Linked DNA regions of Homo sapiens: region 1 is linked to region 2. Evidence: read pairs that join two places in POLR2A ChIA-PET (ENCODE). Cell type or tissue: Panc1. All regions are shown on one strand. Each heading gives the region's core, and the rest is flanking DNA. Links, peaks and the distances in the headings are about the cores only.

Region 1 (8,043 bases), core at 1,968-6,967, 180 kb before region 2:
GAGGGGCTTGAATTTAAGCAAGGCCTTATGCTAGACATTGACTATTTTTGAGGAATTGATATAATTCCGTGAGGCTAGGGTGAGCAAACAAAGGCAAGAGTGGCTGGTGATGAGGTTGCCCAGATAGCAAGAGGTCAGATTATGCAGGGCTATTTTAAAGATTAAGGTTTGTGAAGTTCTTGCCACAATTCTGCTAAAAGAGAAAAAAGAAACCCAAAATGGAAAAATCAAATAAAGATGCTAGATTTTATCCTAAATAGAAGGGAAGCCATTGAAGGATTTACACAAAATAAGATGTTTTAAGTTACATTTTTAAAACAATGCGGTATCTGTTGTGTGGAACATAGAAGGGAGACAAGTTAGGAGGCTATGGCAGTCACCCCAGGAGAAATGATAGATAAGAATTAGGAGGACTGATGATTGATTAGATATGGAAAGTAAGAAAAATGAAATTATCAAGAATGATTCCCAAGTTTTGGGGTGAGCAGCTGGAAGGAAAGGCAGAAAGAGAAGTGCAATTGAAGGGGAGGAAAAGATTAAAGGTTTAGTTTTAGCCATGTTCAAATTCAGATGTCTCCATGAATGAAACTATCAGGAAAGACTAGTTGGAACCCCAAAGAGAGATATGGGCTGGAGGTGAAAAAAAAAAGTTCAATCCAAATTGCAAATGTGCTCCTGCATTTTTTGTTGTTTAATCAAATATACTTTTTATTTATTTTAGCATCTTCAAATATTATTGTTCAGCTTTGCAGAAATGAAGAGGATATTGCTTATTTGTAAGGTTACTGTGAAATGTCTGCCATCTTGCTGACGGTCATGGAGAATACTATAAGTCTATCTCATTCGATGGCATGAAAACAATGAAGGCACAGAAACTGCCAAGATGAGAAACACAGTCTTTTTTGTATCATTGTCTTACTAACAAACATTTATATCCTTATCTATATTTCTTACTGGGGAAAACTTGTTGCCATGTTTACACCTAAATCACATCAAAGTTGTGCAACATTTAAAAGATGTATCAGGGTGATGCAGGAGGATAGCTTGAGGCCAGGAATTCAAGACCAGCCTGGGCAACATAATGAAACCCTGTCTCTACAAAAAATAACAGAATTAGATTAATTTTGTTATTTAGTTGAACAAAAAAATTATCTAACAAAAATAACAAAATGCACCTGTAGTCCTAGCTACTTGGGAGGCTGAGGTAGGAGGATTGCTTTAGTCCAGAAGTTTGGGGTTGCAGTGAACTATGATTGCATCACTGCACTCCAACCTTGACAACAGAGCAAGATCTTGTCTCTTAAAATAATAAAATAAAATAAAATAAACTTTATCAAAGGAATCTTTAGTTTTATTAAGTATGTAAACATAATTTTAAAAAATAAATTTAATTCCAAATACTGGATTATCCAAAAACTACATCCAGGAAAGATGTAGTCTTATGGATCTTTAACAGCTAATAAGTTCATATTTCTTTTTTTCCCCGGTAACAGTGAGTGAGTGCTGGAACCAGCTTTCACAGGCCCATGAGAGCCAAATGTATGCATCTCTTTCCAACTCTACATTCAATGATGTCAGGTCGGTAGCTCGAAATCGGCTATGGTGGGAGTGTTTACACTACAGAAATCAACAAACACTTCAAATAAGTGCTTTTTTGTTCACCAGAATATATACCTATATCTCTTTTCTCTCTTGATTCCTCCAATTAAAAAAGAAAAGTTTTCATGGAATACTTACTAAAAAGCCCAATTTATTTTGTTTAAGTACTCATTTCCAAACTTGGGGAAAATTGAACCTTTTAGGAAATGCTATTTGAGTTTTACATCTTCCTTTTTAGTTGGAGGAGTCCAGGTTGAATGTATATGTTATTTATTATTAAAACCATTACATAAAAGTAAGATATCTCAAATTATTTGGGTTATAGTGGAACCATTACCAATCCTGGCATTTAGATTTCTGGTAAAGATAACTCTCAGCTTATAGGTATTATAAATGACTATATAGCTCTAAAGTTGGCACCAGGAATCTAAAAGCTCTATATAAACATCAATGAAGGAATATGTGCTTTAAGACCTACCTGGTCTATTTGTAGAGGGGCAGACTCAAGAAGTTTAAGTTCTTATCACATTTGTCTGGTTACTCAGAAATAGTCCCTCTGATGTTTTTTAAGGACAGTGTGATCAGCTCAACCTTACAACTAGTTACATTGTTTTCAAGGGACCTAAGCTATAAATGTGAGGGAATTCATTTTTTAATTTTTAAAATTTTTCAATTAAATTTTTTTTGAGATAGGGTCTCACTTTTCACCCACACTGGAGCGCAGTGGTGTGATCTTGACTCATTGCAGCCTCGACATCCCAGGTTCAAGCAATCCTCCTACCTCAGCCCCACAGGTAGCTGGGATTACAGATGTGCACCACCATGCCTGGCTAATTTTTGTATTTTTTATAGAGACAAGGTTTTGCCATGTTGCCCAGGCTGGCCTTGAACTCCTGGACTCAAGCAATCCACCTGCCTTGGCCTTCCAAAGTGCTAGGGTTATAAGCATGAGCCACCTGTGCCCGGCCGAATTCGTTTGTTTTTTGGTTTTGTTCTTTTTTTTTTTTTTTGGAGACACAGTTTCACTCTTGTTGCCCAGGCTGGAGTGCAATGGCCTGATCTCAGCTCACCACAACCTCCGCCCCCCGGGTTCAAACAATTCTCCTGCCTCAGCCTCCCGAGTAGCTGGGATTACGGGCATGTACCACCACACCTACTAATTTTTTGTATTTTTAGTAGAGATGGGGTTTCTCCATGTTGGTCAGGCTGGTCTCGAATTCCCAACCTCAGGTGATCTGCCCACCTCGGCCTCCCAAAGTGCTGGGATTACAGGCATGAGCCACTGCGCCCAGCCTGAATTCGTTTTTTTAAACACAAATCTCTTATTAACACTTAAAGACAAGTCTTAGACCAAAAGCTATTGGATCAGGGTCTTTATGTTCAGTTCTCTACCATGCCATATTCTAAAACAGGATTTTTAAGCCTTATGGGTATTCTATGGTTTGAATGTGTTTCCCCAAAGTTCATGTGTTGGAAACTTGGTCCCCAGTGCAACAGTATTAGGAGGTGGGACCTTTGGGAGGTGATTGGGTCATGAGGGCTCTGACCTCATTAATGAATTAATTCATTCACAAATTAATAGATTAATGGATTAATGGGTTATTAAGGGAGTGGATTAGTTTTCACAAGTGATTTCATAAAGGCTCAGGTCAAAGAAAATGCAGCTGTCTGCTTTCTGAAGCAGAAATGAATGGGCCTGTTTCATGTCAGCTGAGATACAATATGGCAGAGAAATTCCTTTCAGTGGAAAAACCCACAGGTTCCTTTGATAGCCTTCAATGGTAAGAGATGATGGTATTCTATAATTGGTGCAAGTGGAATGAGAGGTAAACGGGGATGCTAACAGAAAGGGGATTCAGGTGAGATTATATTAGAAGGCAAAGGAGACAGCATTATTAGACATTAAGGGTGAAAAATGGAAAAGTTTTACTAATGGAATGCCTTCACAGTCAGGCAGATAGAACTTTCACTTCCTTGAGATAGCCATTCTTGTATCTCCTACACCTAGCATAAAATCTCAAAAGATATTTGTTAATTTTTTTTTTTTTTTTTTTGAGACAGGGTCTCACTCTGTTTCCCGGGCTAGAGTGCAGAGGTACAATCAGGGATCAATGGAACCTCCATCTCCCAGGTCCAAGCAAACCTCCCACCTCAGCCTCCCGAGTAGCTGGGACTACCAGTAAGTACCACCATGCCCTGCAAATTTTTTAAATTTTTATAGATAAAAGGTCTTGCTATGTTCCTCAGGCTGGTCTTGAACTCCTAGGCTCAAGTGATCCTCTTGCCTTGGCCTCCCAAAGCACTGGGATTATAGTCATGAGCCACCATGCCCAGCCTCATCATGTTTTTTATTGGTGATTATGACAGAGATTAGGAGGCACTATTCAATCACTTCATGCTATATGGTGTTATAGACTGAACATCTGTGTTTCCCCCAAAATTCATTTGTTGAAGTCCTAACACCGAATGTGATGTTATTTGGAAATGGGGCCTTAAGGAGGACATTAGGATTACATGGTAGACCCTCATGATGAATTAGTGCCTTTATAACAAGAGATACCAGAGAGCTTACTCCCTCTCTCTCCATATTTGAACAAAGAACAGGTCATGTGAGCGAATATACAAGGAAGAAGGCAGCCTTCTTCAACCCAAGGGGAGAACTCCCACTGGAAACTGATCATGCAGGCACACTAATCTCAGACTTCCAGCCTCCAGACTGTGAGAAAATAAACTTCTGTTATTTAAGCCGCACAGTCTATGGTATTTTTTTTTTTTATGGCAGCCTAAGCAGACTAATGCATATAGTCTTCTCATTTTGTTAGGGTTTGAATTCAATATAGTAAGAAAATTTTCCTGTTTCTAGGATTCTTGTCAGACACTGTTGGAGGGAAGAAAAATTCACCTGTACTGTTTTAGGGGCTCTGCTTGCTACGCTCTTTTAGAAAATTTGAGGCCTGTGGTTTAGTGTTACTCAGTCATTGTGCTTCCCTCACCTCTCCTTTTGCAGATTAAAGGAGCCTGAAGTAAAGATGCAAGAACATGTCTTGGGAAAGGTAATGTGGCTTTACTTGTAAATAATTTCTCCCCCCTCTTAAGAACCAAATGTTTCTTTGTTTTTTTTTGAAGGAGAATTTGTATTATTTTTATTATTTTTATGTACAGAAAGCTCAACAGTGCATACTTAACCCAGTTTAATGGCAAGTTCATTCACCTTTGCCTTTTCCAGCTTGGCAAAGTGAGCCACAGATTTGGGACCCAGGACATTGCCTCCCCAGTGACAATGGATCTCATCATATCTGTCGCTGGAATTGGTCCTGATAGCTTCCACCAGCTTAGCCAAAGCTCCTTTGTCTTCTGAGTTAACCTCTGTGAAGGCGACAGTGGTGGAGGTCTTCCTGTGGACTAAACATCCCAGTCTTGCCTTCCCCTTGATAATGCAGTGGGGGAACCCCATTTTATGACACAGGACAGGCAGGAAGACAACCAGCTCAATGGGATCCACGTGGTGTGCCATCACCACCAGCTGAGCCATCTTGCACTCCACCAAGGTGGTGATGGCGTTAACTCCTGCTCGAAGGACAGGTGATCTCTTAGTGGGGGACATCCCCTTTGCTGGCAGCTTTCTTCTCAGCCTGGGCCAACAGTCTCTGCTTCTCTTGCTTTGTTTCTGGTCTGTACTTGTGGGCCCGCTTAAGCAGCCGAGTAGCTATGTGGCGATCCAAGGCCTGGGTGAACTGGTTAATTGTAGGAGGCACTTTCAACTGCTTATAGAGGATAGCTCTTTGCTGCTGCAACCTGATATAGTGGGGGCATTTGACAAAGCAGGTGAGGCACCTTTTGGGGCTGGATGTCCTCTCCAGTGCCAAAATTCTTAGGCCGTTTCTCAAACAGGGAATTCACCACTTTCTTGGCATCCTGCTTCTTCACGACAGCAGGGGTTGGGGCCACCTTCTTCCCCTTGGTCTTCTTTCCTTTCGGCATCTTGGCTGGTGGGAGGGGACCAAATGTTTCTTAAATAGGTTACAGCAGGCCGGGTGTGGTGGCTTACGCCTGTAATCCCAGCACTTCAGGAGGCTGAGGTGGGCATATCACCTGAGGTTGGGAGTTTGAGACCAGCCTGACCAACATGGAGAAACCGTGTCTCTACTAAAAATAAAAAAAAATTAGCTGGGCGTGGTGGTGCACGCCTGCAATCCCAGCTACTAGGGAGGCTGAGGCAGGAGAATTGCTTGAACCCAGGAGGTGGAGGTTGTGGTTAGCCGAGATCGCACCATTGCACTCCAGCCTGGGCAACAAGAGCGAAACTGCACCTCAAAACAAAACAAAACAAAACAAAACAAAAGGTTACAGCAGAGGTCCCCAACCCCCAGGCTGGTACAGTTCTATGGCCTGTTGGGAACTGGGCTGCATAGCAGGAAGTGAGCAGTGGGTGAGTGAGAGAAGCTTCATCTGTATCGATAGCTGCCCCCAACCACTCGCATTATCACCTGAGTTCCACCTCCTGTCAGATCAGTGGTGGCATTAGATTCTCGCAGGAGCAGGAACCCTATTGTGAACTGTGCATGTGAGGAATCTAGGATGTACATTCCTTATAAGAATCCAGTGCCTGATGATCTGTCATTGTCTCCCATCGCCCCCAGATCAGACCATCTAGTTGCAGGAAAGCAAGCTCAGGGCTCCCACTGATTCTGCATGATGGTGAGTTGCATAATTATTTCATTAAATATTACAATGTAATAATAATAGAAATAAAGTGCACAATAAATGTAATGTGCTTGAATCATCCAAAAACCATCCCCTCAACCCCAGTCCATGGAAAAATTGTCTTCCACAAAACTAGTCCCTGGTGCCAAAAACGTTAGAGATTGCTGGATTATAGCCAAAATTTAAAATTTTCATGGTCAACATCTTCCATCATTTGAACTTTGAAGATCTAGTTAATCTTATCTCCTCTTCATTTCCCTTCATGCTGTTGGCAGATAGGTCTCCTTTGTGGAACATGATCACATCACACTTTTGCTTTTCTTCATGTCTGACAAACCTTCAGAGCTTCTCTGGTTTATATAAATCCTACCAGTCCTTAAAGCTCTATCTCATGTCTGAGACTTTCCATGAGGCTTTATCTGATAATTCTGTGAAGTAAAACAACTAGTATTTCTTTGCTATAAAAGATGTCACCCACACAACCCTAGGCATCAAGGGATTAACAGTAATGCCCTCAGCTACTGCATGAAGGAAGTTTAATTGTGTTACACAAAAAGTGTCATGGGCCTTTACTTATGTGGGATCTATGTTCAGTTCGGACTCCAACCAGAAAGACCCCTCCTACTGGAAAAACCTTCACTCTTTGTTAACAGCCCAATGGTCAGGGAACAGATGACAAAGTCCTACAGGGAGAGTGCAAAACCAGAACACTCAGGTTGGAGAGATTGCGCTGCAGAATTATCCAGCCATTCTCAGCTTCAACAAGTAAAGGTTTATGTACCTCTGTAATGGGAATGATAACAGTTTATTCATCAGGGTTTTCTTTTTACTATATAGAGTAAATACAATGAGATGTGGAAAAACATTTTGTAAAATACAAAAGGGGAGAAAGACAGGAACTTATATATATTAAGAATTCACCAAGTGCCAGGCAGTGCAATGTAAAGCCTGTAGCACAGATGTATCTTTCCTCTTGGTGAATCCCTGCTCACTGCACTGTGTTGGAGCATCAGCCAACTGCAACATTAATCTCCAGACTCTTCATCCTCTGTGTTTCCTTTAGGAAGAGTTCCACACTTTGATCTTCAGACTTGCTATTAAGGGCATTCTCTGCTGTTTGTCTAAATTTAAAGTGGTTTCAAAGGACCTTATGTAGCTTTTTGTTATTTTTTAATGACTTTAGTATAGTTATAATTCAAAACTGTTTTATTTGCTCTTTTTAAGGGGTGACTTTTTAGTTAAATAATTTTATTACTTAATATCTCTCTCAGGAAAGTCGTTGCCCCAAGAAGAGCCAGTGATCACAAGCCCTTCCTAAGACAGATCTCCTAAGCAGGCACTAAATGAATCCCTGGATACAATCATAGAGTAAAGACCAGTAGTCTGTGCTAACAGGCACCATGTCCTTTCATTCTATGAAAAGGAAAAGGGAAGGAGGCAAATAGGTACTTTATCAGTATAGAGTCAAAAGAGAAGGGCCATTCAGAACCTGGGTTCAAATGTCATTACATTGCTTCCGGTTTGACCCTGGGAAAGCTACTTAACCTCTTTGCATCTTGATTTCTCTTATAAAAATCCACATACTAATACCAAAGCTGATGTAAGGATTAGTTGATGTAAAATACGTAAAATTTAGCATAATAACTGACATACACACTCACTCAATAAGTATATATCATTTTATAAGAGCAATCTTTGTGATGTATGAACCACAGAAGAGCTATATATCCCTGCTACATT
Region 2 (8,043 bases), core at 1,980-6,979:
AAATAATACTTTTTTAGTTTGCCAAGTAGTTTCTCAGGCATTTTGAGCTTACCAAGTATTTTAAAACCTTTAACGTAAAGAATGTTAATGGAAGCTTTATGAAGTTGGTGTAACTATGGTACATCTTTGGCTAAACCACATTTATTTTACCACCATTCAGATGAAGTAGGAAAGATGGCCTTCTTATTTGAATTTCTAAATAATTAAACACCGGTGATTACATCTTGTGGGAGAAGGAGTGCAGATGACTGGTTTGAGTTAGGATTACTCAAAGAGTAGAAGGAAGGATAAAGTGGTAACAGGTGGCTAACAGGGAAGGGAAAATAAATCCTGCTATTATGGTATTTAGTAATATTTTGTTTTTCTTATCTGCCTTTTCTGAACTGTTGAATTAAGATCCTGGACATAATAATAGCTTACAATGAAATGTTTTCTATGTATCCAGCAACAATCTGAGAACTTTGTTTTAAGAAAAAAACATTTACATGTATATGTACTGTGAAATGTTTCATGCAGTCTGAAGAGTACATAAAATGCATTTACAGTTAATATAATAATAAAACCAATACTTACGTACCCAGCATACCAGGTTTAGAAGAAATCATTGCTAGTACTTTAGAAGTTCTTATATGTATCTCCTGATCCTTATCTCTTCCCCTTTACATGCCTTCTACGTGCTCCAGGTAACCAGAATCCTCACTTTTTTGTGCCTTTTCTTTTTTTCTGGTAATGTTACCATCATGTATGCATATCTAGACAATTTATGGTTATTTCTTTAAACACTGTTGAGAGTGTGTTTGAAGAAAAACTTCAGACAAATTAAATTTAACAGAGTGTATTTGAGTGAGAACGATTCATGGATTGGGCAACACTCAAAACCAGAAGAGGTCCAGAGAGCACCACTCTGAAACATAAGCAGTGAATATTTATAGACAGAACTCAGAAATACAGAAGTAGCATGATTGGCTACAGCTGGGCTTCTGCCTTATTTGAACATGATCTGATTAGTTTGTTGCCTGTGATTGTCTGAAGCTCAGCTGCTGTGATTGGCTGAGATCAGCCTATTTGTTACAAATATTAGACTCCTAAGTTAGATTTCTGTTCATTTACATACCAAAGTTAGCTTGCAGTTCATTATTAGGAACTAAAAATACAGAGACAGCCTCAGGCCATTGGCCTCCTGCTTATTTAACAGTAGCAAGCCCAAACCTAGTTGGGTAAGGAAAGGGCAACATTGCTGGAAGATAAACTGAGCAAGAGTCTCTGAGCCAGAGTTTGGTTATGATTTCTTTGAGAGTTTAACAACTGAAGAAAGCATTCGGCAAGATAATTAGTGGGTCTTGGGAAACACAAGATTCATTATTGCTTGTGGTTTAATTACTGGATACCTGGCAGGAATATGACCAGGAGAGGTATATTCTGCTTTTTTAGTTCACCATGTTCAACCAGGATTAGGTAAAAAGTAGAATGCTTCATTGTTTTGGAAGTATTCTCAGCTGATCCAAACATCAGCTTGAAGGAACAGAGAAGAAGTTTTATCAGCATACAGTCAGACAGACAAGCCAGTGTCAACAAAGAACTTGGGCAAAGCTCACCCAAGCAGTTTGCCCATGTGTCAAAAAAGATGGTGCAGTGGCAGGGGGACTTTTTGGTAATGACACCTCTTTTATATTGGATGTCCTGTTTCTGTACCCCATGCATTCTTGATTTATCACATTTTGGTACAGTTTTATCTTCCAGTACAGCCTTTCTTAACTGGAGTCTCATGACAGAAGTAAGTCCTATAGGAATATTTTCTCTGTTTCTCAAAGATATAGTGCATTGTTGGAAATATTATAGATGCATGGGAGATAAATTTAATTCATCTTGAACAGTGGATGCCTTAGTACATTAGGCTTAATTCTATTGCAGAACCCCAGCTGAGAAGGGCTACTGTAGTAAATTATTTTAAATGGTACATAGAAAATAAAATTTTGAGACCTTGCATGTCTAAAGATATCTTTATTTTACTCTAATATGTAATTGATAGTTTGGCTGGGTATGGAATTCTAAATTGAAACTTGTTTTCTTTCATATTTTGAAGATTTTGGTTATTTTTTGGCCTGCTTCCAGTATTGTTGTTGACGTAAATAGCCTATCTGATTCATGATCCAGAGGAACTTGGTGCTGTGAATTATGTGCAAAAGGGTTATTTGGTGTAAATAAGGTTGACTTTCAGTTTTTATTACTGCTGTTGTGATTTGGCTTTCTTGGATCTGCAAGACCATGACTACTTGTTCATCTCGAGCTTTGCAGTGTCAAATTTATGTTGTTAATATATCCTCTCCTGGATATGTACTTTTGGGATATATATAGATATTTGTTTATTTTTTTAAAATACCCCTTTTCTTGATTTTACTTGAGTTTTAGGAGGGAACGCATTTGTTCAGTATCTTCATTTTGCCATTTTAACCTAGACTCTTTTAAGACTTTGTGTATCATCTGATTTAATCCTCATAACAATCCTATAATATCAGTACTACTATTAGCATTGTATACGTGAGAAAACAAAGACTCAGAGAAATTAAACTGTTTAAGTATTTCTAGGAAAGATAAAACAGAGATTTGAATGCAGTTTAATTTCAAATCCTGCTTAACTATTATACTAGCATAATGCTGTTTGTGATGTTCTTTATGCCTTTAAAGGCAAGCACCATTACATGAATTATAATTATTTGTTGTCTACAGTTAATAATAATGTACATTTTATGATATGGAGAAAAGCAAAAAATAATAATAACCAAACCAACCCCTAAAACCCACAAACTTGTTGCAGTTATGGGTATTAGTGGTAAACTTATTCTCCATTAATTGATTTTGAAATGCCTTTGCCCAAGAAAGAATATGTCACATACAAGAAATTGAGTTTTGCCTGGTGCGGTGGCTCACACCTACAATCCTAGCACTTTGGGATACCAAGGTGGGTGGATCACCTGAGGTCAGGAGTTTGAGACCAGTCTGCCCAACATGGCGAAACCCCATCTCTACTAAAAATACAAAAATTAGCCAGGCATGGTGGCAGGTGCCTGTAGTTCCAGCTACTTGGGAGGCTGAGGCAGGAGAATCACTTGAACCCGAGAGGTAGAGGTGGCAGCGAGCTGAGATTTTGCCACTGCACTCTAGCCTGGGCGACAGTGAGACTCCATCTCAAAAAAAACCCAAAAAACAAAAAAGAAATTGAGTTTTGCTTTTTCATGTGTTCTTTCTAGTAAGGACAAAGTCTTAGATTATATGAGATGTTGTGCATGAATAGAGAACCAGCGTTGAAGTGAATGCATAATAAGGAAGGATACTGAGATCTTATGGTAAGATACCTATAAAAATGAGCCACTAATAAATTTTAACCTAGATGGTTATTGTCCAGCTGAGTGGGTGTATTTTCAGATTGAAAGAAAGAATTATAACCAAAAAAATCAATCTACGGCATATATAGAGAGCATCTGACTAGAGCTTTTAAATCTGAATTAAGGTAGGGTAAGGTATATGGATTTTAGTATAATTGGGAGAGAATTCTTTGGAATTTTAAAGATTAGGTATAAACAGATGGTACCTGTTAGATTTAATGACGTGGAGTCAATACTGGTCACTTAGTTTTAAACATAGTACATTTGTCACTGTGATAATAAAGTTGCTTTTAAAAAAAATTTTTTTTAAGCAGGAAAGACTCATTGATAGACTGAACAGTTTAGATGTAATGAAACTGTTCAAATTAAATTTTGAACAGTTTAAATGTAATTAAGAGGAACAGTAGCAGCTCATATTTTCTTCAAGGAACATGTTAGAGCATACAGCATTATGGTGTCGTTTTAATCTCCTCTGTTGATTGGTTTGCGCTAACACTGTCTTAATGACTCATATATCCCTGCTGGAGGCAAAACTTAAATGTTTATTCTCTGCTTTAACTGTTGGAATCCATCAACGTTGTGCTTGAAAGAGTATCTTTCCTTATGAATGTTTAATCATGGCTGAGGCAAGCTGTAGATTAGATATAAATCTAGAAGCTTCAGGGAAGATAAAAAGCATTATGTTTATATCCATCTTTGAAGTAAGTAAAAGCTGGGAAGGAAGGAGTCGGAAGAGGTGGGAAGTGTGGCCGGATAGTACAGAAACATAATGGATATGATAAAAGGATTGCATTTCTGAGAAGAGAAAATGACTTTATTGCTTCATCTTGAATTGCTAAGTATTGATCTTGTTTTGTTTTCCTAAAGCAGCAATTCAGTGCAGGGTGGTTTGATAAAAAGGTAAAACATTAGTAGAATAGCCTTTCATGTTTATCAGTTCCTTTTTTTAAAAAATCAGCAGCATGGTTTAATGCTTTTTCTGTCAGGCTTTCTCTATCTGTTTATTGCTGATTTGACAGTCTTTGGTCCTTCTCCTTTGCTGTTAAATGTGTGTGTTCTTTGTTTGTGCTGGTGGGTTTTGCTACAGTTGGATGTGAGAGAAAAGCCTGTCTTTGCCATATTGGTCTAATTAGCCTTTGGGTGAGCATATACATTAAATAGACCTTCTGAGCTATGAAAGAAGAGAGCTCACAACGTAGATTTTCTTCCTGTACTGGGGTTTTGCCTGTTTTATTTCCTCCCCGGATTGATGGCCGAAAGCTTGTTCGGAATGCTTCATTTGGAGGATACAATGAACTTTCTCCTTCATTGCCAGGTTTGTGTGTTTAATCTTGCATTCCTAATTTCTTGCAGACTTTTAATTAAAATAAACCAGGCATTTTAACATTTTAAAGCCGCTTTCATTTAAATAAAACAATTCTGTAGTGAAAGCTTAGGTTTCAGTAACTGCTGCTAAACAGCTTGGCTTTTCCATATTTTCTCTTAGAGCCTCTTCAGTTAAAACTTCAGAAGTAATGATTCAGTAAAGTAGGAATCTTGAGTGCTTACGGCATAAATTTTTGCTTTAATTATAGAAATATTATGACCCTTTGATAAAATTAAAGCCCTTCTAGACTTGAGATAAACACAAAATTATATAAATAAACACATTGCTCTGAGGGTTTACCAAATGAAACCCAGATATTAATATTGATATTTGTTCATTTTTTGCAGAATGGTAACTATATTAAAGTTGATGTTTAATGTAAGCTTTAATCTTACCACTTTATTATCTTAATCTTTTTATCTTAAATTCTTAAATTTATCTTAAATTCTGACTAAAGTGAAGCTTTCTACTCAAGTATAGTTTTTGAAATACCTTAGCTTCCTCTTGTTGTTAGATGTATTTGTGTGTGATTAATTTTTATCATGAAAATTTATGATATTTTTAGGGTTATATTTATTAGGCATTTGACAGCTATGATTTAGGCATTAAACAATTGGTCAATGAGATGTAGACATAAATTGATCTTTTATTGTTTGAAATTGTAGCAAATATTTGAATATGTTTAAATAATCTTTTCCTTTCAGATTTTTAAACACTATATAATTATGTCTACTCTTTTAGGGTTATATTTTCTTTTAAAATAAAAGTACTATTTAATAATGATGGCAAAGAAATATTGACTGAAACTGATACTTGTATTTATATATTTTTTCTGACACTTAGATTTTGTTGAATTAAATTCCCTATTTTCACAATAACCTTTATTCTTGGCTTTCTGAATATTCATGTTGATAAGTGGTATATGTGTTCTTCTGAGATAGTGAAACGCCTCATAGAAAGTGTTCACCTGGGCAATTAAATAAATTATAAATTGACTGATTTCATTCTTTTCTAACAGTGTTTCACAAAAGAATTGGAAACCATAGTCCTGAACTCTCCCTAAGTAGTATAAGCTTTAAATAGCACTCAATCCATATTAAGTCTTCTTAGTGTAGCATGGTTGCTCTCATGCGTCTTTCTTATGTTTTAAATGGTGTAAATTTTAGTCGTTTGTCATTCAGAAGTGGCTTTGCAAATACAAAATACTGAGATTTTTTTAATGTTAGATATTTTTTATTTTAAAATGAGTTTCATTTCTGTATTTGTTTCTGTCTCTTTGTTTGCATTTTTTAGGCCAACAAGCTTGCTAGTATATATTGTTTGCTGACCTTCATGCCACAAGTCCACTTAGCTTTACAGAATAATCATGTGACCTTGATGAACAATAGAAAACTTAGCTTTTAAGTTTGGTACTTATTTAATTAGGCAGTTAAAGGCAAAATTGTCAGTTTATCTTGTCAAAGAAATATTAAAAGCCATCTTGGATGGATTTGTTTCTATAGAAAAGTAAATGGTTTGCTTTGTTTTCTAATTCTTGAAATAGAGAAAATCATATTCATAGGAATGATTCCATCATCTCCTTAATACAACCAGCTGTGATAAAAAGCTCTATAAAATATCTGCTTTTATCAACTAAGAAGTAGAATGGAATTAAGTACTTCAAAGAAGTGGCTTTTTGTTGTGACTTAAGGTAAAAGTAAAAAGTACATCTAATATCTCCTGATATACTTCATTGTTGTATTGAAAAAATTATTTTAGATGCATTTGCTTTTATCTGACAAAACTAGAGAAGGAAAGATTTGTTCTTCATTAGTGATATTTAAAGATAACTTTTTCTTACTGCTTTGAGCATAACCCTTTTTTAATTTTAATTTTCCTGAAAAAAATATTTTTTTCTTTTAGCCACTTCTGCCTTAATAAATACGTCAGCATAACCTTTTTCTTTATGATTAGCTATAACATGGATGTGACACCCCTGCCCCTGTACCCATAGTGATGTCATGATGCAATGTGTTTGTTTTATTTAGTTCATATCTGATTATCTATCTCTTGATCTCAGCTGTTACTTTTAGGTATGCTTGTTTTACTAATCTCTAGAACAGTACGTACAAATTGGAGTAAATAAACTTTGAACAAAGAAAGCATCTATAGACATCTATAGATTGTACATTTTAGTACATAGTTGTTTTGTATATTTTGACTTCTCAGATTTTTTTCTTGGCTCTTGGCTGTATTCAATATAGTTAATGTAGCAATTCTGTATTTATTTTGTAGATACTTATAAAATCTTTATTTGTAGATTTGTTTATGTAATTTCATTTTAATAAGACTGACGCAACATAAAATTTGCTTTATTATATCACAGTATTAATGAACCAGGTATATCAAAAAGATAACGCCTTATCAGTGATGATAGTACTTGCATTTTGTGGACAAATTAGAGGTTAAGGGCAGAATGCTAATTTATTCAGCGATAATATTCCATTGCATTAGCAGGAAAAAGTAAACCTATGTACTTACACTAGAGATTGTCTAATGTAAAATTTACTGTAGATGGGAAACTGAAGTCTCTGGAATTTAAGGAACTTACCATGGTTATATAATTACTTGATGGAAGAGTTATTATATTCACTGGAATTATTATGAGTCTGTGACTACTTCCAAAACCAAAAGATTAGAAGAAAGATATGACAGACTTTTTTCAACCAGGTTTGAATGTCATTAGTTTTTGTTTTGGGGTTGAGCTTTAGGAAATTCTTTTTTATTTGCTTTGATGGCTAAAAACATTTCTGAAACTCATTACTATGTTTTTTTCTTTTTATATGAAGAGAATATTATAGCACTGTCTTGCTTCAGTCTTAAGTACTTTATCACTTTCAAGCCTTTCCCCATTGGAGAAACTGAACCATTGGAAGTTAAGTATTGTGCCCAATGTCATACAGCTAGTAAATGGTGGCGCCAGGGTTGATAGATAGTCTGACCCCATAGCTTATTCGCAGGTATCCCTCTGCCTTTATTATAAGCAGTTATTTTACTGTATTATAATTTTTGTTTGAATACCTGGCTTCTCTTTAGACAGTAGCCTTTTTAAAAGAAAGGAATGATAGGGAACAATGTCTTTTCATGTTTTTATCCCTAAATGCAATGTGTTATGTAACAGGTAGGTACACTATAAATATTTATACTATATATATGCACTTTGTTTTTGTTCTTGTTTTTGTTTTGAGATGGAGTCTCGCTCTGTCTCCCAGGCTGGAGTGCAGTGGTGTGATCTCGGCGCACTGCAGCCTCTGC

Evidence for each region. Peaks named below come from ENCODE experiments on the same cell type or tissue, not always from the same donor. Only the 100,000 strongest peaks of a DNase experiment are listed, where the experiment ranks them.
Region 1: POLR2A ChIA-PET joins it to region 2 with 6 read pairs; 2 of 35 experiments call an interaction of 5 or more read pairs at or near these places.

Annotation. Positions count from the first base shown.
Region 1 is chr12:76,597,208-76,605,250 of GRCh38, reverse strand. The region is part of intron 3 of LOC105369850 (a long non-coding RNA gene); the gene reads right to left. It also overlaps the pseudogene RPL7AP9. Among named protein-coding and RNA genes, the nearest start is that of OSBPL8, 41 kb to the right of the region's middle. In Panc1, for the core only: no CTCF peak of the experiment used is centred there; no DNase peak of the experiment used is centred there.
Region 2 is chr12:76,419,166-76,427,208 of GRCh38, reverse strand. The region is part of intron 4 of OSBPL8 (oxysterol binding protein like 8); the gene reads left to right. Among named protein-coding and RNA genes, the nearest start is that of BBS10, 75 kb to the right of the region's middle. In Panc1, for the core only: no CTCF peak of the experiment used is centred there; a DNase peak (open chromatin) is centred at 3,928; H3K4me3 peaks cover 892 bases; H3K27ac peaks cover 1,252 bases.